2 separate regions of the Homo sapiens genome follow, and region 1 is linked to region 2. Evidence: chromatin loops called from intact Hi-C (ENCODE). Cell type or tissue: CD4-positive, alpha-beta T cell. All regions are shown on one strand. Each heading gives the region's core, and the rest is flanking DNA. Links, peaks and the distances in the headings are about the cores only.

Region 1 (16,722 bases), core at 1,183-9,182, 130 kb before region 2:
TGTATTTTGAGTAAAGACAATGTTTCACCATGTTGGCCAGGCTGGTCTCGAACCCCTGACCTCAGGTGATCCACCCACCTCGGCCTCCCAAAGTGCTAGGATTACAGGCATGAGCCACCACGCCAGGCCTTGACCTTGTATTTTGTAATGAGTTTACAACATTGTACCAAATGGTGCTAAAATGGATGTTATTTTCAACTGTGCACTCAGTAATTGCAAATAGTTGTACTATATACCTGGGGGTGAACACAAAGGAAGTAGTTGCATCATCTCTGTATAAAACACAGATTTATCTTTCGTGTAGTTGTGCATTACGTAGAATATGGTAAGGCAACATCTGAGTTGTAGAAGTGCTACTGGAGTAACAGAGGTGAGGAATCGGTTCTGCTCAAGGGAGAGGACTGGAGAAGAGACCTAGAGGGGAGAGTGGACCTTGAAGAACTGATTGGATTTCTCCTGTTGGGGAATGTGAATCATAAAGCTGAGGTAGGGGGAACAAGTATGAGGCTGGCAAGTAGTCGGTTTGGCAGGAGCACAGAGTGCCTGCAGGGAGGGCCATGGGAGATCAAGCTGGGAATGTAGAAAGGAATTTTAACTTGATAAATTTTGACTAGGTAACAGGTTCTTTTATCAAGGAGTGACATTTTATGTCACAAAAATTTTTAAACCATTTCTGTCTCTTGGAAAACCCAAAGGTAGCAGTGGCATGTGAAAAATTCTTGTTTTAAAAGATTCAAACAATAAAGAAACATGTAGAATATTTTGTGTCCGTACATTTTATGTTTAGGAGTTGAATATTAATTTGTAATTAATAGAATGGAGAAAAGCAATCAGTTAATTAGAATTCACTTTATAGGAATGAAATCTAGGCTTAAAGTGTGAGAATAATCTGTCTTGCTTTGTTGAAAGTGACCTTGGTATTCGAAGACAGAGCTGCTCACTACTGTCAGTAAGACGTATATCTTAAATTGATTAAGGCTAGGTAATCAGTTTGTGAGGATTCATTCTTAACGCTTGTGCCATTGGCAGGCATATTTTAGGTGCTGTCTCTTGGGCCATAAATTAGTGACACTGAGTGCTGTGGATTTACCCAAATAACCTCTTTAATATTTGCTACTGTTAGGTGTAATTAGAAGATACATGAAAGAGGCAGGGTGTGGTGGCTTATGCTTGTAATCCTAGCACTTTGGGAGGCTGAGGCAGGTGGATCAACATGGCGAAATCCCATCTCTACCAAAAATACAAAAAATTAGCCAGGCGTGGTGGCACCCGCTGCACCTGTATCAGCTATTCAGGAGGCCAAGGTGGGAGGATCACTTGAGCCCTGGAGGCAGAGATTGCAGTAAGCCAGGATCTCAGGATCGTGCCACTGCACTCCAGCCTTGGAGACAGAGAGAGACTCCATCTCGGGGTGGGGGGAAAAAAAAGAGAAAAAGTGAGAGAGCCTGGACAACATAACAAGAGCCTGTCTCTACAAAAATAAAATTAAAAAAAAATTAGCCAGGTGTGATGCCACATGCCTGTAGTCCTAGCTACTTGCAAGCCTAAGGTGGGAGGATCCATTGAGCCCAGGAGTTCAAGGCTGCAGTGAGCTGTGATGTTGCCGCTACACTCCAGGTGACAGAGCAAGACCCTAAGACCTTATCTCTTAAAAAAAAAAAAAAAAAAGACGTGAAAGTTCAGTAAATGTTTGCAGAGATGAACGCTGGTATTTAAAGAAGTAGAAGGGATTTTAAAGCAATTACTGCATTTCAGCTAAAATCCGAAGACCTTATCATGGTCTCATAGGTCCAACATTATCTGGACTTTACCCATCTAACCTCAGGTCCTACCTTATCTACCACTTCACTGTATCTTGGCTACGTAGGCTTCCTTTTTGCCATGCCAAACTTATCCTTGTCTCGGAGTTTTGTTTCTTGCCTTTTTCCTTTGCCTGGAATATTCCCCCTGTAGCTCTGCACATCTCAGGTCAACATTACCTTCTCAGATCTTTTCTGACCACTTTAGCTTGAGACTTCCTCTTCCTTGGTTACTTTCTGGTTACTTTATGACATTTTTTTCATTTTCTTAGTATCTGAAATTAACCTGTTTATTTGTTTCTGTTTATTTCTTGTCTTAGTCTGTCAATATAAGTTCCCTGAAGGCAAGGATATCATATGAGATCGTTCTTGTTCTGTATGTAGTAAAGATTCAAACAATAGTAAAGAAGTTGGAACCCTTATACAGTGCTGCTGGAAATGTATAATGGTGCAGTTGCTTTGGAAAACAGTTTGGCAGTTCCTCAAAATGTTAAACAGTTACCATATGATCCAGTATTTCCACTCCTAGGTGTGTACCCAGTAGAAATGAAAACATGCCCACACCAAACCTTGTATACAAATGTTTATAGCAGCATTATTCATAAGCAAAAAGTAGAAACAACCTGAATGTCCCTCAACTGATGAGTGAATAGGTAAAATGTAGTGTATCCACACAGTGGAATATTTGGGAATAAAAAGGGATGAGGTACTCAATCACAAGAACATTACACTAAGGAGTCAGGCATGAAAGACCACATTTTTATTCCATTTATATGAAATATCCAAAATAGGCAAATCTATAGAGAAAGAGGGAAAATTAGTGGTTGCCTTGGATTAGAGGGGATAGGGAGGTTTGGGGTGAGGTGACTGCCAATGTGGATAGTAAATTTAGGGTGATTGAAAGTCCTGAAATAGATTACAGTGATAGTTCTATAACTCTATAAATGCACTAAATAATGTTGAAGTGTACACTTTAAATAGATAAACTTCATGATATGTAAGTTTTATCTCGACTAAACTCTTAAAAGGGATTGAAGCAATAAAAAGCATATAGAATATTTTCTCTCTTGATTTTACATTTATCATTTGGATATTACCTGTTTTAAAATAATAGCAGCCTGGGCAACATGGTGAAACTTCATCTCTACCAAAGAAAAAAAAAAACAAAAATTAGCTGGTGTGGTGGTGCGTTCCTGTAGTCCCAGCTCCTCAGGAGGCTGAGGTGGTAGGATTGCTTGAACCTGGGGGGTTGAGGCTGCAGTGAGCTATGATCGCACCACTGAACTCCAGCCTGGGCAACAGGGTGAGACCCTCTCTCTAGAAAATAAAAATTAAAATAATAATGGAATAATTTAATGGGGAAACTTCAGCTCCTAGTTAGTTCCACAAATGTGGTAAGTGCTTATTAAATAACTGATGGAGGAGGTTAGGTAAGTATACAGATAATTATGATACAATACATAGTTTGATAAATGCTCAGAGGGGACTAAGCCAGGGGTCATAAGTGTTTGATAGTGTTCAAAATCCATATCTGAGTTTGTGTGAGGGGAATGAGGAAAGGCCTCCTGTAGGAGGCAGCATTCGAGATAAGCTTTGAAGGCTGGTTAGGCTTTTGCTGGTAGAGACAGGGATGGGGACAAGGCATTGAGAGGAAGCAAGCAGGAGCAGAGGCATGTCAACAGTTACTAGCACATTTTAATGGAGCTGAGGGTGCAGGTAGGATAGGAATGGGAAATAAGGCTGCGAAAATAGATTAGGGTCTGTAGTGGACAATGTGTTTTTACTATCCTCCTGATGCCTAGTGTGCCTCCAATGGCTCATACTTAGGAAGAACGATACCTCTTACCTGCAGAGAGCTGGAAGTGTCTGGGGACATATCCTCCTCCCGCTCACAGACCACTGTCAGGAGTGTAACTTTGGAGCAGGGGCTTTGACTTGTTTCCCTCTGTATCATCAGACTTGAAGCAGGGCTTGGCACCTGGTAAACATTCAGAAAACATTTGAATGAATGAATGAAAATCAAGAAGTGGCAAGCAAGGTCTATTTAAAGCAAAGCAAAGTTTATTTTACGAAGCCCCTTGACAAGGAGATTTTGGAAGCCTCTTGGATTTGGAGCTAAGGAGTTTAGTTAGGAAAAGAGATTTCTGGTAATACGAGGAATGTTTTAATGAAATGAATTTGGTAGTAACGTGCAGGTTGAACTGGTGGATGGAAGGATTATGTCTGTGCTCCCCATCTCCACTGTCCCTTTCCTGTTCCCACTCCATTAGGCCTTGACAAAGGTCAAGGACTTCCCGCAGTCCAATAATAATCTCCTAACATCTCTCCTTGCTTCTACTCTCTCCCTAAATAGGGTGGTGGCAGCAGAATAGAAAGGATCAGATACAACAGATAACACTGAAGGAAAAAATCTACGACTTCAGAAAGTAAATATTTCTAAAAGAAATAGAGAAGTTATGAAGCACAGATTTTATTGCAGCGGACTGGCAGTTTTTACTCTTAGGGTTGGCCAGCTAGTAAATTTATTGCATACCTGCGTGTGTCTGTGGCTTTCGAACTCTGAAATTGTGCATTGACTCCATGAACAAGTTAATACTGTGAGACTGCCACCCTGTGGACAAAATATCAGGACTAAAACCATCAAGAATTAAAGTTTCATTCATTTGCGATTTACTGTTTTAGAACTGGCTTTGGTTCTTCCACGTTGGTGCATGCAGTGATGCTCATTAAATAGAAAGCTTGAAATTAATTTTTTCTCTGAATTTTTTCTGAGGCTTTTAAATAAAGGGAATCTAAAATGGAACCAGTAGTTTTAAAAAGCTGCAATGATTCAAGAGTGGTTTTTAGATGGTACTTCTTTGCTCTAGAAATTTCATATGGAAGGGTTGGTTTTTTAAAATATTGTGGCATGTAGGCCTGTTGTGAAATGGTCATTTATCCCTTTTGTTGTACTGATTTTTTTCATCCCATTTTATAAGACATATGGTATTATCCTTGAGAGTTATATTTTTTGAGAAATATATCAAACATCCCCCCACACCCTTTTTTGGCTAAGTGAAAGTGGCCTTCTTGCCTCGTTTTTTTGTGGATTTGGTTGTAGTTGTTAAAAGTTCTCTACGTTTTGGATGGATTGCCTTAATTGTATTTATACAAATGAGTTTGGTTTATATTACGCTACTTATTTAGAAGGACACTCTGCTCACAAATTATACTAGTTTGGTAGTTTCATAAACTAGCTTGAATCAAAATAAAATGGTGATTGTGAAATACTTATTTGCTCACTGCAACTCAGGAAATGTTTCAGTTTTGGACTCACGACCAAATAAAACTTTCCTAAGAGATGAGCTGTTTACAGCCAATAATGTTATAAATATCTTACACACTTGAATTCCCAGAGGTGTCAGAAGGGGTGGGGTAGCCATTTAGGGCTTGAAATTTGTGTCACCAGTAAAGCAGAAGTGGGTTGAAGCAGCCATCTGGGGTCAGCAATTGTGCCTTATTTAAGAAGGTGATATCCACACTGAGGAGAATGGATGAATCATTGATTGACCCCCTTGCCACTGATACTTCACCATAGAGACCTGGTACTTTACCATAAGGACCTTACGTTTTGGTAATGTACTAATGGTCAAATATAATGTTAATGATCTTAATTTTTTTTTTTTTTGAGACGGAGTCTCAGTCTGTCACCCAGGCTGGAGTGCAGTAGCATGATCTCGGCTCACTACAAGCTCTGCCTCCCGGGTTCAAGCAATTCTCATGCCTCAGCCTCATGAGTAGCTGGGATTCCAGGCGTGCACCACCATACCCGGCTAATTTTTGTATTTTTAGTAGAGATGGAATTTCACTGTATTGGCCAGGCTGGTCTGGAACTCTTGACCTCAAGTGATCCTCCTGCCTCAGCCTCCCAAAGTGCTGAGATTACAGGCGTGAGCCACAGTGCCTGGTGATTTTAATTATTTAAATATTTCTCTGAGTCAGTTCTGAAAAATGTAGTGTGACAAATGCAATAAACTTTAAGTGTTCGGTTTTATTTAACTTTTTCAAAGTAAATATATGGAGTTGTGGGTAACTTTTCAAAATTATTTTTTGCTAACACATATGTCTCACATTCTACAAACAGTGCTGTGTAATTGTAAGTGAAGTAGACTATGATGAAAGTGCACGTTTATGTAGGTTTACAAGGTAAATTGCCATATAATGTAGATCATTTAGATTAGGTTAGTATTATTTAGATACAGTTTAAGAAAAGTAGCTTACTTTCTTAAATTTATTTTTAAGTATTTACTCATTTATTTATTTATTGAGACAGGGAGTCTCTCTGTCTCCCAGGCTGGAGTGCTGTGTCATGATCATGGCTCACTGCAACCTCTAAATGCTGGGTTCAGGTGATCTTCCCGCCTTGGCTTTCTAAAGTGCTGGGATTACAGGCGTGAGCGACTGTGCCTGGCCAAGGAAGGTAACTTTCAAAATACTTGGTGATCTATTTACTCTTCACCTAGGTATTGAATGAAGAGTCAATAAACTTAAAGATATATTTGTTTTCTAGTCTTCTTTAATGGTTTTGCTATGATATCCTTTTTAAAATTGTAAATGACAATGAACTTACATAAATTTTTAGTTTAACATTTCACCAGCACTTAAGAGACTTTATCACACAATATCTTTCTACATTTTTATGCTATAATGGTTACTATTTCAGGATTAATGGAAGTGTTCACTCCTGAGTTCATTTCACAAATTTAAATACTAAAACATTTTGTTCTTTGAAAAGTAATTCTGGCCAGGCGCAGTGTCTCACGCCTATAATCCCAGCACTTGGGGAGGCTGAGGTGGGCAGATCACTTGAGGTCAGGAGTTCAAGACCAGCCTGGCCAATGTGATGAAACCTCGTCTCTACTAAAAATACAAAAATTAGCTGGGCATGGTGGTGCACACCTGTAATCTCAGCTACTTGAAGGGTGTGTCAGGAGAATCACTTGAACCTGGGAAGTGGAGGTTGCAGTGAGTCGATATCATGCCATTGCACTCTAGCCTGGGCGACAGACTGAGTGAGACTCTGTCTCAAAAAAAAAAAAAAAAAAAAGAGAAAAAGAAAGAAAGAAAAGTGATTCTAATATAGACGACTTGAACTTTGAAAAAGCAATAACTATTCTATAAATTTTGTGTGTATGCAAACTTTAAAACATCTTTTATTTTTGAATGCACACTAATCACTATTGAATACACACCTTTGACTTAAAACATTTTTGTGCTTTATTTTAAATTTGTGGGAAGGTGCCTAGCCTAGTGACTTTTTGATCCAGAGAGTCATTCTAGATTGTCGTAAATCTTTATTTGCAGTTTAATCTTATTACTTAAAGTTTTTTGAATTTAGAGTCCAGAGACCAAGATACATTTCTGATTTAGAATGTGTTGATATATTGCTCTATATGAAACTTTTTTATCCGTTTTCAGGTGTGTGTGTGTGTGTTTTTCATTTTCAGTTTTAATCAAACATTTAATTCAACTTTTCAAGGTTGTAATGGGATTCATTTTACCTCAGCTGTTCAAACGTCTGTGTTTATCATCGATACCCTCTAATGCCAAGGTGCACAGAGCTGAAATAGAAAGGAAGGGTACAGCCACAGGCAAAGAGAATGGGATAAGGTGTCCCAGCGCATGAATTGGGGGCAGTAGTGAAGGAGGAGTATCCTGAAGGGAGGCAAAACATAAGCTTAAGGAATTTGGAGCTCCAAGCAGGCAGGTGGCATCAGAGAATTTCAGATATGAGTGGGAATGCCTTTCATTTGTTTTTTTTTCCCTTTGTTTTTATGCCATTTCACATGAACTACAATATTACTGTCCCTTAAAGTGCTACTTTTAAAAACTTTTTTCTTTTGCATTGCCATTACCTTCTAGAAGGTTGTTTGTTTATGAAACATATTTTTAGATGGCTTTTTGCCACAAATGTGTGGGAAATGAAGGCACATAAAGTTTATATGAAAGCAGTCACAACCTGATACTCATTAGGATGGGTCCTATTAAAACAAAACAAAGCAGAATATAACAGGTATTGGCAAGGATGTGAAGAAACTGAAACTCTTGTACAAGAATTCCTGTGTTGGTGGGGATGTAAAATGTTCTGGCCACAATGGAAAACAGGATGGCACTTTCTAAAAAATCTGAAAGAGGCCGGGTGTGGTGGCTCATGCCTGTAGTCCCAGCACTTTGGGAGGCTTAGGCAAGTGGATCACGAGGTAAGGAGTTCGAGACCAGCCTGGCAAATATGGTGAAATCCTGTCTCTACTAAAAATACAAAAATTAGCTGGGCGTGGTGGCAGGTGCCTGTAGTCCCAGCTACTTGGGAGGCTGAAGCAGAAGAATCCCTTGAACCTGGGAGGTTGCAGCGATCCGAGATTGTGCCACTGCACTCCAGACTGGGTGACAGAGCGAGACTCCATCTCAAAAAAAATTTTTTTTGAAAGAGAATTATCATAATCCAGCAATTCTGCTTCTTGATATATACTCAAAATAATTGAAAGCAAGGTCTCAGAGATATTTGTATGTTCTTAGCAGCGTTACAATAATAAATATTTATTATGTTACCAAAAGGTGGAAGCAACCCAAAGATCAGTCAGTGGATGAATGGTTAAAGTGTGGTGTGTACATACAGTGAAATGTGATTCAGCCTTAAAAAGGAAGGAAATTCTGACAACATGCTACATAACCTTGAGGACATTATGCTAAGTGAAATAAGCCAGTCACAAAGAAGATATACTGCATGATTCACCTTATATGAGGTACCTAGAATAGTCTCATAGAGACTTAAGTAGAATGGTGGTTGCCAGGAACTGGGGGTAAGGGAGAAAGGGGGGTTATTGCTTAATGGATATAGAGTTTCAGCTTTGAAAGATGAAAAGAGTTTTGTTGCACCACAATGTGAATGTACTAAAGACTATTGAACTGTATACTTAAAAAGGATTAAGATAATACGTTTTGTTCTACTTTACCCCAATTAAATAATTTTAAAAAGCAAATTTCAGTTTGTATGTGGATACTCTATGCACATTATTTATGAATGTAAACAGCATCTGTAATGATGCAGTTTCTTATTTCACCAATATGTGAGTGTTAGATGCTGGGATAAAACAATGATAAAAGCTGACAAGATCCTCATGAAGCTTGCAGTTTAGTGGGAGAGACGGACATGGATTGAACAAGTAAAAAGTGTGCTTAAGTGTACACGCATGGCAGGGAGACCCCTAACATAGTGTAGGGAAGGGCTGGATTGAGAAGGCTTCCCTAAGGACATGACGTTTCTGTAGAGATCCAAAGGATGACTAAGCCTTATGTAAGAGAAAGGGAGAAAAGGGAAGAGAGAGTAGATTGAGGGAGTAGCATTTTGCAAATGGTCTGCAAGGAGGAAAGAGTGTATTTTGGGAAATGAAAGGCCTGGTGGGCTGTCATGTAGAAAGTGAGATGCAATGGGAGATGAGGCTGCAAGGTATCAAATCATATAAGACATTCTAGGCCATGTTAGATATTTTGAATTTTATCTTCAGCAGAGTGGGCAGATATTGATGGGTTTTAAATGAGGGATTATGGAGGTGGAATGGCATAGGAGCAAGAAAAATGATGTACTTTTTTGTACACTTGGTCTTTAACTGTAAACTACCTGTTTAGTATGGTGCTTGAATGTTGGAGGGGATTGTATATTGGCCACCATTGTGAGCTGTTCATATGGTAAAGTGTACTTAAAGGGTGAACTTAAGAGAATTGTCAAGGGTAATTGAGGATAAGTGATTTTCACCTTGATACTGTGATTTGGTAGTTTGAAGCCCTAGAAATTGATACTTGACTTGGGAGAGTCTGGAGTAAGAAGAAGACTTTGAGCTTTTAGGACCTCTAGTGGTAAGTGGTGAGGAGGTGGGGCAGAGAAAACTGAGAAAGAGTAGTCCAGAATTGGGGCAAAATCAGGAGAGTGTTATCACAGAAGCCAAAGAAGTGTTTAAAGTGATAGGTCTAACACAACAAGTTCTGAAAGTGTTCATTGGATTTAGCCCTGGGAGGTCATTAACTTTAGTTAGATTTAGTGGCATAATAGGGGCAGAATTAAGTTAGATTAGGCTGGTTGAAGAATGAGCGGGAGATGAAGAAATGAGTAGGTGAGGACAGTATATACACATCTTTTGAGGAAGTTTGGCTGTGAAAAGCAGGGAGTGAGAATGAATAGTAGTTGTAGTTGGGGTTGCGGTGTGTGACAGGGTGCCAATTCAGGTTCTTTTTTTTTTTTTAAAGGAAAAACTTGAATTAAAAAAATACCTTCGGCTAGGCGTAGTAGCTCACAACTGTAATCCCAGCACTTTAGCAGGCTGAGGTGGGCGGATTGCTTGAGCCTAGAATTTTAGACTAGCTGGGGTAACATACTGGTATCCTGTCACTATAAAATATTAAAAAATTAGCTGGGCTTGGTGGTGTGCCCATAATCCCAGCTACTCGGGAGGCTGAGGTGAGATCACTCGAGCCCTGGAGGTCAAGGCTGCAGTAAGCTGTGTTTGTACCACTGCACTCCAGCCTGAGTGACAGATGGAGACCTTGTCTCAAAGAAAAGACTGTAGGCAGTTCCAAGATGGCCAAATAAGAACAGCTCCAGTCTACAGCTCTCAGCGTGAGTGACGCAGAAGACGGGTGATTTCTGCATTTCCAACTGAGGTACCGGGTTCATCTCACTGGGGCTTGTCGGACAGTGTGTGCAAGACAGTGGGTGCAGGCCACCGAGCGTGAGCCGAAGCAGGGCGAGGCATCGCCTCACCTGGAAGCGCAAGGGGTCAGGGAATTCCCTTTCCTAGCCAAGAGAAGCTGTGACAGAAGGCACCTAGAAAATCGGGTCACTCCCACCCTAATACTGTGCTTTTCCAACGGTCTTAGCAAATGGCACACCAGGAGATTATATCCTGTACCTGGCTTGGAGGGCCTCATGCCCACAGACCCTCGCTCATTGCTAACACAGCAGTCTGAGATCGAACTGCAAGGTGGCAGTGAGGCTGGGGAAGGGGCACCCGCCATTGCTGAGGCTTGAGTAGGTAAACAAAGTGGCCTGAAGCTCGAACTGGGTGGAGCCCATTGCAGCTCAAGGAGGCCTGCCTGCCTCTGTAGACTCCACCTCTGGGGGCAGGGCATAGCCAAACAAAAGGCAGCAGAAACCTCTGCAGACTTAAATGTCCCTGTCTGACAGCTTTGAAGAGAGTAGTGGTTTTCCCAGCACAGAGTTTGAGATCTGAGAACAGTCAGACTGCCTCCTCAAGTGGGTCCCTGACCCCCAAGTAGCCTAACTGGGAGGCACCCCTAGTAGGGGCAGACTGACACCTCACACGGCCAGGTACCCCTCTGAGATGAAGCTTCCAGAGGAATGATCAGGCAGCAACATTTGCTGTTCAGCAATATTCTCTGTTCTGCAGCCTCTGCTGCTGATACCCGGGCACACAGGGTCTGGAATGGACCTCCAGCAAACTCCAACAGACCTGCAGCCTGAGGGTCCTGACCCTTAGAAGGAAAACTAACAAACAGAAAGGACATCCACACCAAAAGCCCATCTGTACGTCACCATCATCAAAGACCAAAGGTAGATAAAACCACAAAGATGGGGAAAAAACAGAGCAGAAAAACCAAGAATTCTAAAAATCAGAGCACTTCTCCCCCTCCAAAGGAATGCAGCTCCTCGCCAGCAACGGAACAAAGCTGGACGGAGAATGACTTTGACGAGTTGAGAGAAGAAGGCTTCAGACGATCAAACTTCTCTGAGCTAAAGCAGGAAGTTTGAACCCATGGCAAAGAAGCTAAAAACCTTGAAAAAAGATTAGACAAATGGCTACCTAGAATAACCAGTGTAGAGAAGTCCTTAAACGACCTGATGGAGCTGAAAACCATGGCAGGAGAACTACGTGACGAATGCACAAGCTTCAGTAGCCGATTTGATCAACTGGAAGAAAGGGTATCAGTGATTGAAGATCAAATAAATGAAGCGAGAAGAGAAGTTTAGAGAAAAAAGTAAAAAGAAACGAACAAAGCCTCCAAGAAATGTGGGACTATGTGAAAAGACCAAATCTGCGTCTCATTGGTGTACCTGAAAGTGACGGGGAGAATGGAACCAAGTTGGAAAACACTCTTCAGGATATAATCCAGGAGAACTCCCCCAATCTGGCAAGGCAGGCCAACATTCAAATTTGGGAAATACAGAGAACACCACAAAGATACTCCTTGAGAAGAGCAACTCTAAGACACATAATCGTCAGATTCACCAAAGTTGAAATGAAGGAAAAACTGTTAAGGGCAGCCAGAGAAAAAGGTCGGGTTACCCACAGAGGGAAGCCCATCAGACTAACAGCAGATCTCTCAGCAGAAACTCTACAAGCCAGAAGAGAGTGGGGGCCGATATTCAACATTATTAAAGAAAAGAGTTTTCAACCCAGAATTTCATATCCAGCCAAACTAAGCTTCATAAGTGAAGGAGAAATAAAATCCTTTACAGACAAGCAAATGCTGAGAGATTTTGTCACCACCAGGCCTGCGCTGCAAGAGCTCCTGAAGGAAGCACTAAACATGGAAAGGAACAACTGGTACCAGCCACTGCAAAAACATGCCAAATTGTAGAGACCATTGATGCTAGGAAGAAACTGCATCAACTAACAAGCAAAATAACCAACTAACATAGTAATGACAGGATCAAATTCACACATAACAATATTAACCTTAAATGTAAATGGGCTAAATGCTCCAATTAAAAGACACAGATTGGCAAATTGGGTAAAGAGTCAAGACCCATCAGTGTGCTGTATTCAGGAGACCCATCTCATGTGCAGAGACACACATAGGCTCAAAATAAAGGGATGGAGGAAGATCTACTAAGCAAATGGAAAACAAAAAAAGGTAGGGGTTGTAATCCTAGTCTCTGATAGAACAGACTTTAAACCAGCAAAGATCAAAAGAGACAAAGAAGGCCATTACATAATGGTAAAGGGATCAATTCAACAAGAAGAGCTAACTATCCTAAATATATATGCACCCAATACAGGAGCCCCCAGATTCATGAAGCAAGTCCTTAGAGACCTATAGAGAGACTTAGACTCCCACACAATAATAATGGGAGACTTTAGCACCCCACTGTCAACATTAGACAGATCAATGAGTCAGAAAGTTAATAAGGAAGGATATCCAGGAATTGAACTCAGCTCTGCACCAAGTGGACCTAATAGACATCTACAGAACTCTCCACCCCAAATCAACAGAATATACATTCTTCTCAGCACCATATCGCACTTATTCCAAAATTGACCACATAGTTGGAAGTAAAGCTCTCCTCAGCAAATGTAAAAGAACAGAAATTATAACAAACTGTCTCTCAGACCACAGTGCAATCAATAGAACTCAGGATTAAGAAACTCACTCAAAACTACATGGAAACTGAACAACCTGCTCCTGAATGACTGCTGGGTACATAACGAAATGAAGGCAGAAATAAACATGTTCTTTGAAACCAATGAGAACAAAGACACAACATACCAGAATCTCTGGGACACATTTAAAGCAGCGTGTAGAGGGAAATTTGTGGTACTAAATGCCCACAAGAGAAAGCGGGAAAGATCTAAAATTGACACCCTAACATCACAATTAAAAGAACTAGAGAAGCAAGAGCAAACAAATTCAAAAGCTAGCAGAAGGCAAGAAATAAGTAAGAGCAGAACTGAAGGAGATGGAGACATAAAAAACCCTTCAAAAAATCAGTGAATCCATGAGCTGTTTTTTTTTTTTAAAGATCAACAAAATTGATAGACCACTAGCAAGACTAATGAAGAAAAGAGAGAAGAATCAAATAGATGCAATAAAAAATGATAAAGGGGATATCACAACTGATACCACAGAAATGAAAACTACCATCAGAGAATACTATAAATACCTCTATGCAAATAAACTAGAAAATCTAGAAGAAATGGATAAATTCCTTGACACATACCCCCTCCCAAGACTAAACCAGGAAGAAGTTGAATCCCTGAATAGACCAATAACAGGCTCTGAAATTGAGGAAATAATTAATAGCCTACCAACCAAAAAAAGTCCAGGACCAGATGGAGTCACAGCCGAATTCTACCAGAGGTACAAGGAGGAGCTGGTACCATTCCTTCTGAAACTATTCCAGTCAATAGGAAAAGAGGGAATCTTCCCTAACTCATTTTATGAGGCCAGCATCATCCTGATACCAAAGCCGGGCAGAGACACAACAAAAAAAGAGAATTTTAGATCAATATCCCTGATGAACATCGATGCAAAAATCCTCAGTAAAATACTGGCAAACTGAATCCAGCAGCACATCAAAAAGCTTATCCACCATGATCAAGTGGGCTTCATCCGGGGGAATGCAAGGCTGGTTCAACATAAGCAAATCAATAAACGTAATCCATCATATAAACAGAGCCAAAGACAAAAACCACATGATTATCTCAATAGATGCAGAGAAGGCCTTTGACAAAATTCAACAGCGCTTCATGCTAAAAACTCTTAATAAATTCTGTATTGATGGGACGTATCTCAAAATAGTAAGAGCTATTTATGACAAACCCACAGCCAATATCATAATGGGCAAAAACTGGAAGCATTCCCTTTGAAAACTGGCACAAGACAGGGATGCCCTCTCTCACCACTCCTATTCCACATAGTGTTGGAAGTTCTGGCCAGGGCAATTAGGCAGGAGAAAGAAATAAAGGGTATTCAATTAGGAAAAGAGGAAATCAAATTGGCCCTCTTTGCAGATGACATGATTGTATGTCTAGAAAACCCCATTGTCTCAGCCCAAAATCTCCTTAAGCTGATAAGCAACTTTAGCAAAGTCTCAGGATACAAAATCAATGTGCAAAAATCACAAGCATTCTTATACACCAATAACAGACAAACAGAGAACCAAATAATGAGTGAACTCCCATTCACAATTGCTTCAAAGAGAATAAAATACCTAGGAATCCAACTTAAGGGATGTGAAGGACCTCTTCAAGGAGAACTACAAACCACTGCTCAATGAAATAAAAGAGGACACAAACAAATGGAAGAACATTCCATGCTCATGGATAGGCAGAATCAATATTGCAAAAATGGCCATACTGCCCAAGATAATTTATAGATTCAGTGCCATCACCATCAAGCTACCAATGACTTCACAGAATTGGAAAAAACTACTTTAAAGTTCATATGGTACCAAAAAAGAGCCCACATTGCCAAGTCAATCCTAAGCCAAAAGAACAAAGCTGGAGGCATCACGCTACCTGACTTCAAACTATACTACAAGGCTACAGTAAGCAAAACAGCATGGTATTGCTACCAAAACAGATATAGACCAATGGAACAGAACAGAGCCCTCAGAAATAACACCACACATCTACAACCATCTGATCTTTGAAAAACCTGACAAAAACAAGCAATGGGGAAAGGATTCCCTATTTAATAAATGGTGCTGGGAAAACTGGCTAGACATATGTAGAAAGCTGAAACTGGATCCCTTCCTTATACCTTACAAAAAATTAATTAAAGATGGATTAAAGACTTAAATGTTAGACCTAAAACCATAAAAACCCTAGAAGAAAACCTAGGCTTTACCATTCAGGACATAGGCATGGGCAAGGACTTCATGTCTAAAACACCAAAAGCAATGGCAACAAAAGCCAAAATTGACAAATGGGATCTAATTAAACTAAAGAGCTTCTTCACAGCAAAAGAAACTACCATCAGAGTGAACAGGCAACCTATAGAATGGGAGAATATTTTTGCAATCTACTCATCTGACAAAGGGCTAATATCCAGAATCTACAAAGAACTCAAACAAATTTACAAGAAAAAAACAAACAACCCCATCAAAAAGTGGGCGAAGGATATGAGCAGACACTTCTCAAAAGAAGACATTTTTGCAGCCAACAGATACATGAAAAAATGCTCATCATCACTGGCCATCAGAGAAATGCAAATCAAAACCACAATGAGATACCATCTTACACCAGTTAGAATGGCAATCATTAAAAAGTCAGGAAAGAACAGGCTGGAGAGGATGTGGAGAAATAGGAACACTTTTACACTGTTGGTGGTACTGTAAACTAGTTCAACCATTGTGGAAGATGTGGCGATCCCTCAATGATCTAGAACTAGAAATGCCATTTGACCCAGCCATCCCATTACAGGGTATATTTTCAAAGGATTATAAATCATGCTGCTCTAAAGACACATGCACATGTATGTTTATTGTGGCATTATTCACAATAGCAAAGACTTGGAACCAAGCCAAATGTCCATCAATGATAGACTGGATTAAGAAAATGTGGCACATATACACCATGGAATACTATGCAGCCATAAAAAAGGATGAGTTCATGTCCTTTGTAGGGACATGGATGAAGCTGGAAACCATCATTCTCAGCAAACTATCGCAAGGACAAAAAACCAAACACCGCATGTTCTCACTCATAGGTAGGAATTGAACAATGAGAACACTCGGACACAGGAAGGGAAACATCACACACTGGGGCCTATTGTGGGGTCGGGGGAGTGGGGAGGGATAGCATTAGGACATATGCCAAATATAAATGACGAGTTAATGGATGCAGCATACCAACATGGCACATGTATACATATGTGACAAACCTGCACGTTGTGCACATGTATGCTTGAACTTAAAGTATAATAATAATAAAAAAAAAAAGAAAAAGAAAAAGCTGTAACCCCAGCACTTTGGGAGGCCCAGGCAGGCGAATTACTTGAGGTCAGGAGTTAAAACTGTGCAAAGTGAAACTTTGCCTTTACTAAAAATACAAAAATTAGCCGGGTGTGGTGGCATGCAGCTGTAATCCTAGGTACTCAGGAGGCTCAGGTAGGAGGATCCCTTGAACCTGGGAGGCAGAGGTTGCAG
Region 2 (16,722 bases), core at 4,136-12,135:
TGAGCCCAGGAGTTTAAGACCAGCCTGGGCAACATAGTGAGATGTCATCTTTACAAAAATTCAAAAAATTAGCCAGGTGTAGTGATGCATTCCTGTGGTCCCAGCTACTTGGGAGGCCAAGGCAGGAGGATCACTTGAGGCAGGGAGATGGAGGCTGCAGTGAGCCATGATCATGCCACCACACTCCAGCCTAGGTGACAGAGGGAGACCCTGTATTCAAAAAAAAAAAAAAAGGGAGAAGAAAGTCATATAGTAAGAACCTTAGGACTTCAAAAGCTTAGTCTTTTGGTTTTAACTAAGTACCAGCTACTGAGGAACCTGTTTTTCCCCCATTAGAATATCTTATGTATCCATATATTCCTTTTTTATATCTATAGCTATCATCCTAGTTGTAGTCTTTTCTATGTTATTCTTGCCACCGTTTATTCACTTAAACCATATATGAGTGTGTATTTTGTGGCAGGCAGTATTCTCTGTGCTGGAGGTAGGTCAGTGAACAAAACAGACAATAGCCTCCCAAGTGACTTCCTGCTTGTGAACTCTTAGTTTATCAATATGAACTGTTTTTACTCACACTTCTGACACTAAAAGCTTGGGATTTTTTCACACCCACACCCAGTTCTGACACCAACTGGGTGTCTTTGTCCTACAATTCAGTTCAATTCTGACCCTAACCACTTGGAGTTAGCACAGACCCCACAGGTTAAGGGGCTTAGTCTCTCAAAACTGCCCCTCCTTCAGATGCCCATTGCAAGTCCCAGGTTTCCACTTGTACTTCTGACCAGCTAGCTATAAATCAGGGGTTCCCATGACCCCCACCCACTTAGGTTGGATAATTTGCTAAAAGAGCACACAAAACTCAGGGAACCAATTTACTGGTTTACATTTATGTCAATTTATTATAAAGAATAGAGCTCATGAACAGCCAAATGAAAAATGCATAAAGCAATGAATGGGAGGAAGTGAACAGAGCTGCTCTGCCGTCTCACGATGTGCCACCCACCTAGCACCTCAAAGTGTTTACCAGCCTAGATGTTCTCCAGACACCATCATTTTACGAGTTTTTAAATGAAGCTTTTATTACATAGGCATGCCTGATTAAATCATTGGCCATTGGTGATTGAACTCAATCTCTACACCCTCTCCTCTCCTTGGGGATGGGACTGAAAGTTCCAATTCTAATTACATGGTTGGTTTCTCTGGAAATCATTTCCCATCCTGAAACTATCTGGGGACCCATGAAGTGTCCACCTTATTAGCATAAACTCAGGTATGGTTGAAAGGAGCTTGTTACGAATAACAAAAGATGCTCTTCCCTTCTAAATGCCAAAGGTTTCAGAAGCTAGGGTGTCAGGAACCTAGGGATAAAAGCCAAATAAAATGTTTTTATTGTATCACAATCATGCACCTATTTACAGAATAGTCTTTCTAAAATATCCCTTGGCAGTTTGGGCAACATAGTGAGACCCCATCTCCAGAAAAAGTAAAAATATCACAGTGCATGGTGGCAAGAGCCTGTAGTCCCAGCTATTCAGGAGGCTGAAGTGGGAGATCTGTTGAGCCTGGGAGGTTGAGGCTGCAGTGAGCTGTGATTACAGCACTGCACTCCAGCCTGGGTGACAGAATGAGACCCTGTCTCAAAAAAATCAAATAAAAATATCCCTTGGGAATACATAATGTTCATATATGGAAACCCTCAATACCTTTCTACTTGTAGGATAAAGTCCAAAATCCTTAGCTTACCATTCAAATTCCTCCATCAAACTGGGTTCCTAGGCCAACTATTTCAGTGTTATCCTTTTTTTTTTTTCTTTGAGACAGTTTCTCGCTCTGTTACTAAGTCTGGAGTGCAGTGGCACAATCTTGGCTTACTGCAACCACCGCCTCCTGGGGCTCAAGAGTTCCTCAGCCTCCTGAGTAGCTGGGACCACAGGTGTGTACTGTGCCTGGCTAATTTTTTTTTTTTGTATTTTTGTAGAAAGGGGTTTTTGCCATGTTGCCTAGGCTGGTCTCCAGCTCCTGGGCTCAAGAGATCCGCCCCCGCTTAGCCTCCCAAAGTGCTGAGATTACAGGAGTGAGCCCTTGTACCCTGCCGATGTTTTTCTTAAAATGCAAATTTTTTGGTTCCACCCCATACTTACTGAATTTGCATCTCATGGGAAAGCTGTACAATTTGCTTTTTTTTTTTTTTCCTCCCGAGACAGAGTCTCGTTCTGTCGCCCAGGCTGGAGTGTAGTGTCACGATCTCGGCTCACTGCAACCTCCGCCTCCCGGGTTCAAGCAATTTTCCTGTCTCAGCCTCCCAAGTAGCTGGGATTACAGGCGCCTGCCACCACGCCCGGCTAATTTTGGTATTTTTAGTAGAGACGGGGTTTTGCCATGTTGCCCAGGCTGGTCTCGAACTCCTGACCTCAGGTGATACGCCCACGTCGGCCTCTCAAAATGCTGAGATTACAGGCATGAGCCATCGTGCCCGGCCTCTACTTGAATTTTACAATCAGTTTGTCAACTTCTAAAAGGGAAAAGCCTCTGGGATTTTTAGTTTTATTTTATTTCAGAGATGGGGTCTTGTTATATTGCCTAGGCTGGTCTCGGACTCCTGGCCTCAAGCGAACTTCTGGCCTCCTGTCTCAGGCCCCAGTAGCTGAGATTACAGCCCCACTTGGGATTTTGATTGGGATCATGTTGAGTCTATAGGTCAGTCTCGGAAGATCTCAACAATATTGAGTCTTTGACTCATCAATTTGGAGGAGCTCTCCATTTTTCAGTCTTCTTTAATTTTTTTTTTTTTTTTTTGAAATGGAGTCTCGCTCTCTCGCCCAGGCTGGAGTGCAGTGGCGCAATCTCGGCTCACTGCAAGCTCCGCCTCCCGGGTTCACCCATTCTCCTCCCTCAGCCTCCCGAGTGGCTGGGACTACGGGCGCCCGCCACCACGCCCGGCTAGTTTTTTTGTATTTCTTTAGTAGAGACGGGGTTTCACCGTGTTAGCCAGGATGGTCTCCATATCCTGACCTCGTGATCCGCCCGCCTCGCCCTCCCAAAGTGCTGGGATTACAGGCGTGAGCCCCCGCGCCTGGCCAATTTCTTTTCTTTTCTTTTTTTCTTTTTCTTTTCTTTTCCTTTCTTTTCTTTTCTTTTTTTTTTTCTTTTTGAGACGGAGTTTCACTCTTGTTGCCCAGGCTGGAGTGCAGTGGCGCAATCTTGGTTCACCGCAACCTCCGCCTGCTGGGTTCAAGTGATTCTCCTGCCTCAGCCTCCCGCGGAGCTGGGATTACAGGCATGTGCCACCATGACCGACTAATTTTGTATTTTTAATAGAGGCGGGGTTTCTCCATGTTGTTCAGGCTGGTCTTGAGCTCCCGACCTCAGGCGATCCACCCATCTCGGCCTCCCGAGTCTTCTTTAATTTCTTTCAGCAATGTTTTATAGTTTCCAGTGCACATGTCTTGCATATCTCTTGTCAGATTTACTTTTTAGTATTTAATATTTTTTATGTTACTGTAAATGTCATGGCTTTTTACATTTTAAATTTTGATTATTAGTGATTTTGCTTTAAATCTTTTTTCTATTTTATTAAAGTATAACTTTGTAAAGTGCACAAATCCGTATATAAAACTTTGTAAAGTGCACAAATTCATAAACCTCTCTTTGGGAAAGCTTTATTGTGAAAAAGATACAAATAAGATAGTCTTGTTAGATTCAGTTCGAAAGGAAATTATCAAGTGTAACACGCTTACTTAAGGATGGCCTCGACATTAGATTGGGAAGATTTTCTCTTTCAAATGAATGAAAATGATCCCTTTCATAGGAAGATGTTAGGTAACACAGGATAAGTGACTAAATATTTTCACTCTTCGAGTTGAAGACCAACTATCCTTCAAGAAATGTCCCCTAATCCAGCATGGTTATTCTTCACCTTCTTTAAATTAACCAAGCGAAGTACATTGGCATATTTAGTTGTGTCATTTGAATATGAAAACATATTTTATCAATGACTTCTTAAGTATTTGTCTGTCCTTCCTCCCAAGGTTTCAATAAACTGATGCCAAGAATTTATGGAGAAAATTATAAAAGTTTACTAAAAGATATGAGAAACGGAATGAATGAAGCAAGCAATTGTGTTCATGGACAGGAAAAGGCAATACAAGGGAAAGATATCATTTCTCCCCAAGCTAGTCTGCAAAATAAATAAAGTGAAACATTTTTGTTGTTGTTGTTGTTGCTGTTGTTTTTTTAAAGACAAAGAGGCTCGCACTGTTGCCCAGGCTGGAGTGCAGTGGCATGATCATAGCCTCAACTTCTTGGGCTCAAGCGATCCTCCTGACTCAGCCTCCCAAATAGCTGAGGCACATGCCACCATGCTTGGCTAATGCTTTCTATTTATTTATTTTTTGTACAGACAAGTTCTCCCCATCTTGCCCAGGCTGGTCTTGAACTCTTGGGCTCAAGCAATTTTTCTGCCTTGGCCTCCCAAAGTGCTGAGATTACAGGCATGAGCTACTGCACCCAGGCTGCACAAATCTTGTGTATAACTTGATACAATTTTATGTCTCAATACACTTCTGTGATTACCAGCCAGATCAAGATATGTAACATTTCCTGCATCCAAGAAGGTTTCTTCATGCCCCTGCTCCCCACCCTCCCTGACAACCAGGAGATTCCCTTATGATACCTCTCACTACAGTTTTTTATCTTCATATAAATGAAATCAATCATGATATACTCTGTCTGGCTTCTTTACCTCAACTTATGTATATAGGATTCATCCATATTGTTTGGTATAGTAGTAGTACATTCTTATTCATTGCTATGTAATTTTTTTATCCAATTTGAGGACATTTAGATTATTTCCAGTTTTTGCTACTGTGGATAATGCTGCGATGAATATTCTTGTATATGATCATAAATACTCAGGTATATGCCCAGTGGTACAATTATTGGGCAGTATGTTATGTGTATAACTAGCTTTAGTAGATAGTGTCTGATATAGTTTGGGTATGTGCCCTCACCCAAACCTCATGTCAAATTATAATACCCAATGTTGGAGGTTGGGCCTGACGGGAGGTAATTGGATCATGGGAGTGGGTTTCTTATGAATGATTAAGTACCATCCCCCTTGGTACTGTCCTCGCAACAGTGAATGAGTTCTTGGGAAAGCTGGTTGTTTAAAAGTGTGTGGCACCTCCCCCCACCCTACTTGCTCTTGCTCCTGCCACGTAAGATGCCGGCTCTACCTTTGCCTTCTGCTATGATTGGAAGCTTCCTGAGGGCTCCCCAAAAGCAGAAGCTGCTATGCTTCTTGTGCAGTCTGCAGAACCATGAGCCAATTAAACATTTTTTCTTTATAAATTACCCAGTCTCAGGTATTTCTTTATAGCAATGCAAGAACAGACTAATACCGTGTCACACAGTTTTCCAAAATGATCAACTAATTTAAACTCTCATCAACAATATATGAAACATATAGTTGCTCCATATTCTTGTCAATGCTTGGTATTGGAAGTCCTTTAATTTAAGCCATTCTGGTGGTAGTTTTGGAATCTCATAATTTCAATGTCCATGATACAGCTATTTTTTTTTTTTTGAGACAGTCTGACTCTATTGCCCAGGCTGTAGTGCAGTGGTGCCACCTTGCTCACTGCAACCTCCGCCTCCCAGGTTCGAGCAATTTTGTGCCTCAGCCTCCCTAGTAGCTGGGATTACAGGTGCTCACCACCACGCCCAGTTAATTTTTGTATTTTTAGTAGAGATGGGGTTTTGTCATGCTGCCCAGGCTGGTCTCCAACTCCTGGCCTCAAGGGAGCCACCCACCTCAAGCTCCCAAAATGTTGGAATTACAGGCGTGAGCCACTGCGCCTGGCCATGACATAGCTATTAATATAGAACTTTTCATGTTGGACCTATAGGTCAATCTTGGAATTTGCCCTTTCAGAGGCTATTCATATTTATATGCATATTGGTGCATGGCAGGGGCTGGTGTACACACCTTGGTGTATGGCTGAGCCATAACTGGAGCATACTGAGAATAACCCTATTCTAAGTGTGTTTGGAGTCCTAGGCTAAGGAAGCCAGGAGTAGCCAACACTAAGATTCACTCCTTATCTATGAAAGACATCCACACCCCTGCTCCATCTCTTAGAACACAGGCTGTACAGTGGAGCAAGGCCCTTTGTTTTGGGTTAAATGGAGGTTGCTAGAAGGAGGGTGCTAAGTGAAAATGCTATATAGACTACATGCTTTTTTTTATGAACAGTAGTGGTTCTCCAGGCCACCCCACCACCACTGGACCACCCCTGTATGTAAGTCCTGAATAAACCTTATATCTCCTTAGCTGGCTCTGCCTCTCCTATAGTACCATCCCAATCGGAATCAATGGGGATCTGGAAGGACAACTGGCCATTTAGATAACAAGTGAAAATTAACCAATGTAATTGGTTACATTGTAACATTATTATTAAAAATATTTTTAAAATTACTATATAACATATTATTATTAAAAAATACATATGAACATTTCAATAAAGGCAGAAAAAGCACTTGATATTGAATGCTTTCCTCTTGATGTTACAACCAAGACAAGGAAGTCCATTATCACTATTTCTATTCAATAGTGGACATACTAGCCAGCAACAAAACTAAAACGTATAAAGATTACAGAGAAGTTAAACCATCTTTATTCACGATTGCAAGATTGTCATCACATAAATTCCAAAAGACTCTACACAGTATTACAAATAATAAGGGAACTTAGCAAGATGCTTGAATGTAACATCAATATGTAAAAATCAATAGCGTTTCTATAGTCTTACAACAAACGAGAATATTTAAAAAATGCTATTTAACATCGCATTCAAAACACTATTCAAAAAGAAATCTAATGAAAGATATGTTTGATCTCTATACTGCAGTCTATCCAAACACAGCTGCATTAAAGTATAAATATGTGTATAATCTACAAAACATTGCCAGGAGAAATTAGAGGCCACTTAAATAAACGGCCACTTAAATGGATTGAAGGACTTAATATTGTTAATATACTAGTTATCCCCAAACAGATCTATAGATCCAATGCAAGCCCAGTACAAGTCCCAGCAGTTTTGTTTTTTTTAAAACTGACAAGCTAATTCCAAAATCACCTAGAAATACAATGGCCTTAGAATAAGCCAAAGCAATCTTGGGAGAATAAAGGACTTCAAGACTTATTATAAAGCTACGTTAATTAACACAGTTTGGTAGTGGTATAAAGTCAGATAAAGACCACTCCCTCCAGCTCCTCAATCTGACCCCACCCCTGGAACGCGCTGGCAGCTTTCCCCATGGGATGTGCATGGGTCAAAGGGCGCTGAGGGAGGACCTGAACGACTGGGTTGGGAAACAAAGCGGCCCTGAGATCACTTCAGGCCACCTTCCGCCCCTCAGTGCTTTCGTATAGAAAAGGTTTTCCTTCTTGATCTGGGAAGCCCACTAAGAAGAAAGCCTGGGCTGTGGAGTTATGAGGAAGGGAATGAATAGTACGCGGGCGCCGGGCGCGTCTCCCCGGGCACCAGAAGGCTTTTAGCCGCTGCTAGGTCAGAACGACTTCTAGCGAGTCCCAGCCCTTTTCCATTCCCAGCGCAATGATCGCGGGAATCCAGGCGCCATCCAGGCCCCTCTGTTCACTGAAAAGACCACGCAGCCGCCAGTGACATCACGGAGACGAAAGCCATGATAAAACCCAGGGAAAACGGAGCTCGAAGTAGCTTGTGTTTTATATATATATATATATATATATATATATATTTTTTTTTTTTTTTTTTTTTTTTTTTTTTTTTGAGACGGAGTCTTGCTCTGTCGCCCAGGCTGGAGTACAGTGGTCCGATCTCGGCTTACTGCAACCTCTGCCGCCCGGGTTCAAGGGATTCTCCTGCCTCATCCTCCCGAGTAGCTGGGATTACAGGCGCGTGCCACCACGCCCGGCTAGTTTTTATATTTTTAGTAGACGGGGTTTCAGCATCTTGGCCAGGCTGGTCTTGAATTCCTGACCTCGTGATCCACCCGTCTCGGCCTCCCAAAGTGCTGGGATTACAGGTGTGAGCCACCACGCTCGGCCTGTAGCTTGTGTTATTAACGGACAAGGAAACGCCCCTGCGCGTACACGTTCTTGAGGGATAACAGTATGTTACAAAAGTGCTTCTGAGCTACTACTCCTGGAGGCTCGGTCGGAGTGCCCGCGGACGTGGGCGCGGTGGAAAAGAGGGAGAACCTGTAGGCCCAGGCCTCCGTAAACATGGCTACGATGGGCGGGGACTGGGAGCGCAGGTCCCGGGCCGGGTTGCGGGCTGGGAGGACTCGGTCCTCCACTGTCCCAGCCGGCCACGCGCCCGCGTGTCGCCTCCCGTCCCGCTAGCAGCACGCTGCGTGGCTGCTCGTTGGCTGCTTAAGACGGAAGCTCGGTTGATGTTTCTGCAGAAGTTTTCCCCCTTGGTCGGTGGCGGAGCTGCTGAGCGCGATAGTAGCAGCTCCGGCGGCAGCAACATTGACTACGAGGAATGGCGGCGGCTGCCGCAGGACCTGCAGCATCCCAGAGGTGCGTGTTTTTCCTTCCCTTTGCTATTTATTTTATACCCCTTTCCTTGGTTAGTGGGCCCTGCTGAAGTCGTTGTTTTCCTGACAGGTTTTTCCAGAGCTTCTCAGATGCTCTAATCGACCAGGACCCCCAGGCGGCGTTAGAGGTGGGAGAGCCTTTTCTGCTTCCTCCACTCCCGGCTGACCCGCCTCCTTCCAGCACCGCCTGATTAGGACTCAGGCTCTAGTGATGCTGCGTCTCAGCCCCAGTATTGAGATTCTCGGTCTCCTTTCTCTCTCTCACGGTAGCCGCGTTACCTCAGACTCCTGTCTTGCCCTTTCCACTTCCAGACTCTTGCATTCCTGAAGCTTCTGAGAAAAACTTCCTCTATTTATTGGGAGCATGGTTGGCATCTGCAGTTGGGCTGAAAGGATTTTTTTTTTTAATGACTAGAAGAGAAAAGTGGACTCTGGGCTCGATGAAAATTAATTTTTTCTTTTGACAATCATTGTTGCCATTCTTATGTAAAAGTGTCGGTATGAAGTCAGTCTACTGGAACAAAAACCTCTTCCCTCACGTCCCGGAAACTTTCCAGATGTCTTGTCATAGTTCATTATTCACTCATTTGTTTATTTATCAAAAAATTTTTTAGGAGTTGCTGTGTGCAAAGGCGCTCATTGCTATGGGTTAGTCTTAGTTATATACTTAGCTAACCTAGAGATCACTGCTTGTAGGTGTGCAGTGAAGACAAACTATAAAGCTGTAAAGGAATGTAAAAGAGCAAGAGTTGATAAGAGTTGAAGAAGAGACTAAGCTAAAGATAAATGATGCTGTGGGTCACAGAATTTTAACAGGAGATCTTTTTTGTTTTTTGTTTTGTTTGTTTCTTTTTGCTTTAAAGCACAGAAAAAAAGGAAACCCTGTTTTGTTGTTATGATCTAACATAAGTAAGGTTAACAATTTGAGGCAAGACAGCGTCTTTTCTAGCTATGGCTTTTATAAGAAATGTGCCACAGGGTACTAGAGGCTCTGTTAAGGTGATATTTGAGCAGAGACCTGAAGGAACAAGAGAATTAGCTTGGAACCTCTGGGGAAAGAGCATTCCAGTCAGGACCAAGAGCCAGTGCAGAGATCCTGAAGTAGGAATGAAGTGGGCCTGTGTATGGAGCAGCAAAAAGGCCCTTTTTTATTAGAGGGCCCATTTGATTAGGAGGTAAGGTTGGACAGGAAACTAGGAGCCAGGTCCTGTAAGGCCTTTTGGGGTCCAGGTATGTTTTTTGAATCTAAATATATAGACCTTTAGATACCAGCAATAAGTCTTCTGGGATCAGTTTTGGGATAATGTTACAGGAAGCAGTGAGAATTTTTCTCCATAATTCCTTATATTAGATAGCTATTACTTTGAATTTACATTTCTTAATTGTCATGTTAGGCCTAGTGCTTCCTTTGGAAATCTAGTTTATATAAAAGTTGCTTTTAGGCTGGGCGCAGTGGCTCATGTCTGTAATCCCAGCACTTTGGGAGGCCAAGTGGGGCGGATCGCTTGAGGTTAGGAGTTGGAGAGCAGCCTGGCCAACATGTTGAAACGCTGTTTGTACTAAAAATACAAAAAAAGAATTAGCCAGGTGTAGTGGTATGCACCTGTTGTCCCAGCTACTCGGGAGGCTGAGGCAGGAGAATCTCTTGAACCTGGGAAGCGGAGGTTGCGGTGAGCTGAGATCATGACACTGCACTCCAGCCTGGGTGACAGAGAGAGACTCTGTCTCAAAAAAAAAAAAAAAAGTTGCTTTTAAAGAATATTAATATAATGAACTTCATTATCATTTTCCATCTTATTTTACTTATTATTATTATTATTTTTGAGACGGGGTCTCACTCTGTCACCCAGGCTGGAGTGCAATGGCACAATCTCGGCTCACCTCTGCCTCCCAGGTTCAAGTGATTCTCCTGCCTCAGCCTCCCAAGTAGCTGGAATTACAGGTGCACACCACCACATCCGGCTAATTTTTGTACTTTTTAGTAGAGATGGGGTTTCGCCATGTTGGCCAGGCTGGTCTCAAACTCCTGATCTCAGGTGATCCGCCCACCTCAGCCTCCCAAAGTGCTAGGATTACAGGTATGACCGTGCCCAGCCTTAAATTTTTTATTGAGACATATATGATAATATGTAAATAACACAAATTTTAACTCTACAGTTTGATGAGTTTTTACGTATATGTACACCACCCAGATCAAGATATAGAGCATCTCCATTTATAAAGTTCCTTCATGCTCCTTCCCAGCCAGCAATTCTTCTTACTGTCCTGCTGACTCCTGTTTTCACCTTCATCACCATCAGCTCATTTTGCTTGTTCTTGACTCATAAACAGAATCATATAGTAGGTGGTTCGTTCAATGTAGGCAGTCTGTTTTTGCTTTAATCATTACATGAGTATACATCCATATTGTGTGAAGCAGTAGTTCTTTTGCATTGCTGTGTAATATTCCATTGTATAATTGTATAAATATATGTTGTATAAATGTAAGTATAGCACAATTTATTCTTATTGGACATCTTGTTTATTTCTAGTTGTTAGCTAGTATAAATAAAGCTTCTGTGAGTACTCTTGTGTGTATTTTGGTGAACACATGCATTTCTTTCTTTTGATTGTATATACCTAGGAGTAGAATTGCATAGAATAGTCATGTGGATAGCACTAATGGATAGCACTAGTACCTTGGTTTTTAATGTGTGGCTCTTGGACCAGCAGTATCAGGATTACCTGCAATTCATCAGAAGTGCAAATTCTTACTGAAAGTCCTTATGGGCCAGGCTTGGTGGCTTACGCCTGTAATCCCAGCACTTTGGGAGTCCGAGGCAGGTGGATCACCTGAGGTCAGGAGTTTGAGACCAGCCTGGCCAACGTAGTGAAACCCCGTCTCTATTAAAAATACAAAAAATTAGCTGGGCCATGGTGGCAGGTGCATGAAATCCCAGCTACTTGGGAGGCTGAGGCAGGAGAATCGCTTGAACCCGGGAGGCAGAGGTTGCAGTGTGCCGAGATCACACCATTGCACTCCAGCCTGGGTGAGAGAGTGAGATTCCGCCTCAAAAAAAAAAAAAGTCCTTATGACTCATGTAGTCCAGTACTTCTTACTCTTCCTTTTCACAGTGTACATAAGAAAGCAGACCTGGCTGAGTGTGGTGGCTCATGCCTGTAATCCTACCACTTTGGGAGGCGGAGGTGGGAGGATCACGAGACTGGGAGTTTGAGATCAGGAGTTCAAGACCAGCCTAGGCAACATAAAGAGACCCCATTTCTTAAAAAGAAAACTGAGACCCAAGTAAATCCAAGTGATCTGTCATAGAGACACACCAGTTACACGCAGAAGGGGGACCTCAGGACACAGGTTTCCCAAATTTTAGTCTAGTGCTATAGAACAGTGGTCCTTAAAGATGTGGGCTTCAGATGAGCTGCAGCATCAACATATTAGAAATGCAAATTATTTATTTATTTGAGACGGAGTGTCGCTCTGTCACCCAGGCTGGAATGCAGTGGCGCAATCTCAGCTCACTGCAACCTCCGCCTCCCAGGTTCAAGCAATTCTCCTGCGTCTGCCTCCCAATTAGCTGGGATTACAGACACGTGTAACCACATCCAGCTGATTTTTGTATTTTTAGTAGAGATGGGGTTTCACCATGTTGGCCAGGCTGGTCTGAAACTCTTGGCCTCAAATGATCCACTCCCCTCAGCCTCCCAAAGTGCTGGGATTATAGGCGTGAGCCACCGTGCCTGGCCCTAGAAATGCAAATTCTCAGGACCCACCACAGACCCCTAATCAGAAACCTTGGGTGTGGGGAGGATGATCATGATAAGAACCAGCTGTGTTAAGAAGAAATGTTCTTTTTAAACTGTGAGATGACCTTACAAAGATGAACAGATCAATGTAAATTATTAAATAATTGGTAATGATAAGTAGGGCTGAATCCTTGATGATGAATGTGAGGGTATTTCTCCTGGATTTTCCCAAGGGCTACTTTAACGCCATTTGGGATTCAGGTTACTTGGAATCTTGTGAGTTAAAATGTGTATATTTTATATAAGGTCATCCAATTAGGAATAAAGGGGAAATGTTCTTATCACATATGCTATTTCACATTTTTCATTCGTTGAACAAAGAATGAACATTAAGTGGTGAATGTTGTACTGGAAATCAGGAATCTAAGGATGAAAAAACTTCAGTAAGTGAGTTTTCAGTCTAGTGGAAAGACAAACAAGGTACTGTAATGGGGTTGTGTATAAAAGAGCATAGCAGAATAGAATCTGACTGAGGGACTTAAAAACTTTACAGAGGAGGTTGCAAAATTCAGTAGGGAGAGAAAACGTGTGAATTTTGAGAATCGTTCAAGGCGCAGTATGTGTGGTGGTTAAGAGTCCAGGCTCTGGAGTCAGAGACTCTTGGGTCAAAATTCTGGTTTCATGATAACTGTGTAACTTCAGTAAGGTTCCTGTCATCACTCCAGAGCAGACTTCTCATCTGTCAAATGGGAACAAATAGGACCTACTTGAAAGTGTTATTATGAGGATAAGTGAGGTACCCTGTATTATATGCTTAGTACAATGCCAGGCACATGGTAAAGACTACATAACTGTTCTGTTTTGGGAATAATACAAGTTGTTCAGTAGTATTAGAACATAAAATATGAGGAGGCAAGTGCTAGGAGATAAAGGCTAAACAAGTGGAGAGAGGCCAGGCCATCAAAGGCATTAAATCTCAGCAGATGGTTTTCGGTTTTATCATATGATCATGGAGATCTGTGAAGAATTTAGAGGAAGGAAACGAAATTTTCTGAATTACAAAACCTACTTTAAAAGCAGAGTAGATAATGAGTTGGAGGAGGTACAAGGGATAGTGGATCGCAGGAAGATGGTGATGCAGACCAGGTCAAAGATGAATATCTGCATGTAGGGCAGTGATTGAGGGCATGGAGGGGAGCTGTTTTATGTAAAATTCACTGGACTTGATGATTGGAATATAAGGGATGACTCCTGAGTTTCTGGCTGGGAGAATGTAGTAGGATTTGGTGCCTTTCACTTAAATAGCACCTAGGATAATAGCACTTAGAAGATTGCGTTCAGCATGGGGGAATAGGTTTGCAGAGAGGAAGTAGTTTTAGATTTTGAATATTTGTATGTGAATTGCCTCTGGGACATTTCGGGTGAACTCTAGAGAAAACTATGCTGATATTGCACAGGAGCACTGTCTAGGCTCTTAAGATAGACTTGAGTCATCAGGATGATTCAAGACATATGTGAAGCCCCAACACCACTTAAAGAGTCGAAGAATGTTTCTAAAAGGGAGGAAGTCTAAGTACTAAGCCCAAGGAAAACATTAGATTTTTAATTTTTATTTATTTATTTATTTTTATTTTTTGAGACAGAGTTTTGCTCTTGTCACCTAGGCTGGAGTGCAACGGCACGATCTCAGCTCACTGCAACCTCCACCTCCTGGGTTCAAGCGATTCTCCTGCCTCAGCCTCCCAAGTAGCTGTGATTACAGGCATGCACCCACCATGCCTGGCTTATTTTTGTATTTTTTGTAGAGATGTGGTTTCACTATGTTGGCCAGGCTGGTCTCGAACTTCTGACCTCAGGTGATCCACCTGCCACGGCCTCCCAAAGTGCTGGGATTACAGGTGTGAGCTACCTCGCCTAGCCCGGAAAACATTAGTTTTTAAGAAGCAACAGAATGGTAAGCTGAAAGGCCTTATCTTTCAGCTTGTTGGATTTGATAAGGGGTTACTAGTGGCTTTGAGAAGATTAAGACTGGAGAGGCAAACGTTTTTATATTTTGTGGCAAAGGAGATGCAGTCAAATTAGAGACCGGGGGAAAGGCGGAAAAATGTCTGCAAGGAGAGAAATCAATACTTTTCACTGAGTGCTTACTGGGTGCCAGGTATAGATCTAAGTAAGCCCAAAACCCTGGAGTAATCTTCAATTTATCTTATCCCACATTGGCAAGTCTTGCTGGTTCTAATATATTCCAGCTCATTGTATTTCTCATCACCTCTGTGGCTAACATCCTTTTCTAGCCTAGACTTAATGTAGAAGTTTCCTAAGAAGTCTCTGTTTCCAGTCCTGATTTGTTATAATGTATTCACCATACAGCAACCAGAAAGACATTTAAAAAGGGTAAACTGGACCATGTCACTCTCCTACTAACAATGAACTTTCCATGGCTTTCCATCACACCTAAGATCCAAATTTCTTATGACAGCCTGCAAGGTACAATGTGAGGCCCTTGAAGTAGCATCTTAGTTTCTTTGCTGTCTTAGTTTGAGCCACACTTTCTTTCTGTTGATTGAATGTGACCCCAGGTGAGTTGAAGGGCATCTGTATTCATTGCTTTGTGATAATTATGCTACTAGGTTAAAGCAAAGTCAGTGACACATGTGGCTATTGAAATAATTTTACCATTTAAGAAAACTACCAAATCCCTAGAGTTTGTAGGCAGTTGGCAGAAAATAAAAGTGTTCCTGCACTTGTCCTTGATCTCCCTAATTGTGTAATCTCTTACATCATTATTTTTATAGCTGCCACACCTATATGTTGTGACTGCACAGGGTGAAAAAGTTTTAATCTGTCTAATGTTAACTCTTGATCAGTTACTATAGCCATCTATTAGATTGTATCTGGGCTTTGAACAGAATGTTTAATTGCATTTTATTAGAGTTGTGTGTTATTGATAGAGGTTAAGAGAGGGCCAGGTAAGCTTGATGGTGTATGTATTGATTGTCTTAACCTCCCTGAGCTCTAGATTTAACTTTTAGTCTTTTTTTATTGGACAGCTATTGGACAGCTTCACATTTTCTAGGAAACTCAAATTCTATATGATGTCTGAATCTTCTCCAAATTAGAAGGACAAAATCTGTAATGGTCAATATGTATCAATTAAACTCTTCAGAATATGTGAGGTGATAATAATTACCATTTATTGAGTTCCATAGGCCAGGAACTAAATGCTATTTTTGTTGTTGTTTTTTTGAGATGGAGTATCACTCTTATCACCCAGGCTGGAGTGCAGTGGCATGTTCTCGGCTCACTGCAACCTCCGCCTCCCAGGTTCAAGCGATTCTCCTGCCTTAGCCTCCCAAGTAGCTGGGATTGCAGGCGTGCGCCACCATGCCTGGCTAATTTTTGTATTTTTAGTAGAGACAGGGTTTCACCATGTTGGCCAGGCTGGTCTTGAACTCCTGACCTCAGGTGATCCACCTGCCTCAGCCTCCCAAAGTGCTGGGGTTACAGGTGTGAGCCACTGTGCTCAGCCCCTAAATGCTTTACAGTACAGAGATGCTATATTAGATTGTCTACTTTTGGGAGGAAGGGCAGGAGAAGGGGAGATCCTCTTATGAGGAAACACTCCAAGATTACATCCCTGTTATCTTTCCTCCAAATAGTTTCTGATAAGTTATTTGTTTAAAAATTATGTTTTAATTAGAATTTGATGGCTTTTTAAAAACTTTTACTGACACCCAACATGTTTGTTTTTGTAGGAGCTGACTAAGGCTTTGGAACAGAAACCAGATGATACACAATATTATTGTCAAAGAGCTTATTGTCACATTCTTCTTGGGAATTACTGTGGTAGTTTTTCTTATAAAGTATATTGTCCCTTTTTAATAAGTTACTTATACATTTTACCCATGGCCAATTAATCAAATAAAATAAAGGTTGTCTTTGAGGATTTTTAAATTGGTCTTTCATACAAGGTAAAGTAGCTCAAGTGTGACAGACATGTTGAACAACACCTATTTAAATTTTATGGATGTCTCTTTTTCCTCAGTGGGTGGATAATGTATATAGATTTCATTCGTAGTTATTGGGTAGGCTGATAAAGAATTAGTATCATATTTACTATTTGACAGAGTATTAAAATGAAATGCTCTTCTTTGTATTTTTTTTTTTATAAAAAAGAATGTGGCCAGGCATGGTGGCTCACTCCTATAATCCCAGCACTTTGGGAGGCCAAAGCAGGAGGATCATATGAACCCAGGAGTTCGAGTCCAGCCTGGACAACAGAGCAAGACCCTATCTATACTAAAAAAAAAATGTATTTCTGTATTGTGTAACTTTAAAAATTATTCTGATGAAGAATCTGGATAGGGAAAAACTGAAGACTTTTTTTTTTAGACGAAT

What was found. A loop is a pair of places that touch in the nucleus more often than their neighbours do. Peaks named below come from ENCODE experiments on the same cell type or tissue, not always from the same donor. Only the 100,000 strongest peaks of a DNase experiment are listed, where the experiment ranks them.
Region 1: a loop joins it to region 2, with 2.2 times the contacts of the local background. A loop is called at or near these places in 60 of 110 quality-filtered maps.

The regions. Positions count from the first base shown.
Region 1 is chr13:41,042,098-41,058,819 of GRCh38, reverse strand. It overlaps a transcript of ELF1 not described here. Among named protein-coding and RNA genes, the nearest start is that of TRE-TTC1-2, 10 kb to the left of the region's middle. RefSeq lists an enhancer at 5,132-5,181. In CD4-positive, alpha-beta T cell, for the core only: CTCF peaks have their summits at 3,380 (motif pointing right), 4,220 and 4,421 (motif pointing left); DNase peaks (open chromatin) are centred at 3,389, 4,389, 5,249 and 8,549.
Region 2 is chr13:40,913,463-40,930,184 of GRCh38, reverse strand. It overlaps the pseudogene TPTE2P5 and the pseudogene SUGT1P3. Among named protein-coding and RNA genes, the nearest start is that of ELF1, 97 kb to the left of the region's middle. RefSeq lists enhancers at 2,008-2,127, 8,183-8,232, 7,876-8,462 and a silencer at 5,978-6,272. In CD4-positive, alpha-beta T cell, for the core only: a CTCF peak has its summit at 8,494; DNase peaks (open chromatin) are centred at 7,514 and 8,394; H3K4me3 peaks cover 1,599 bases; H3K27ac peaks cover 969 bases.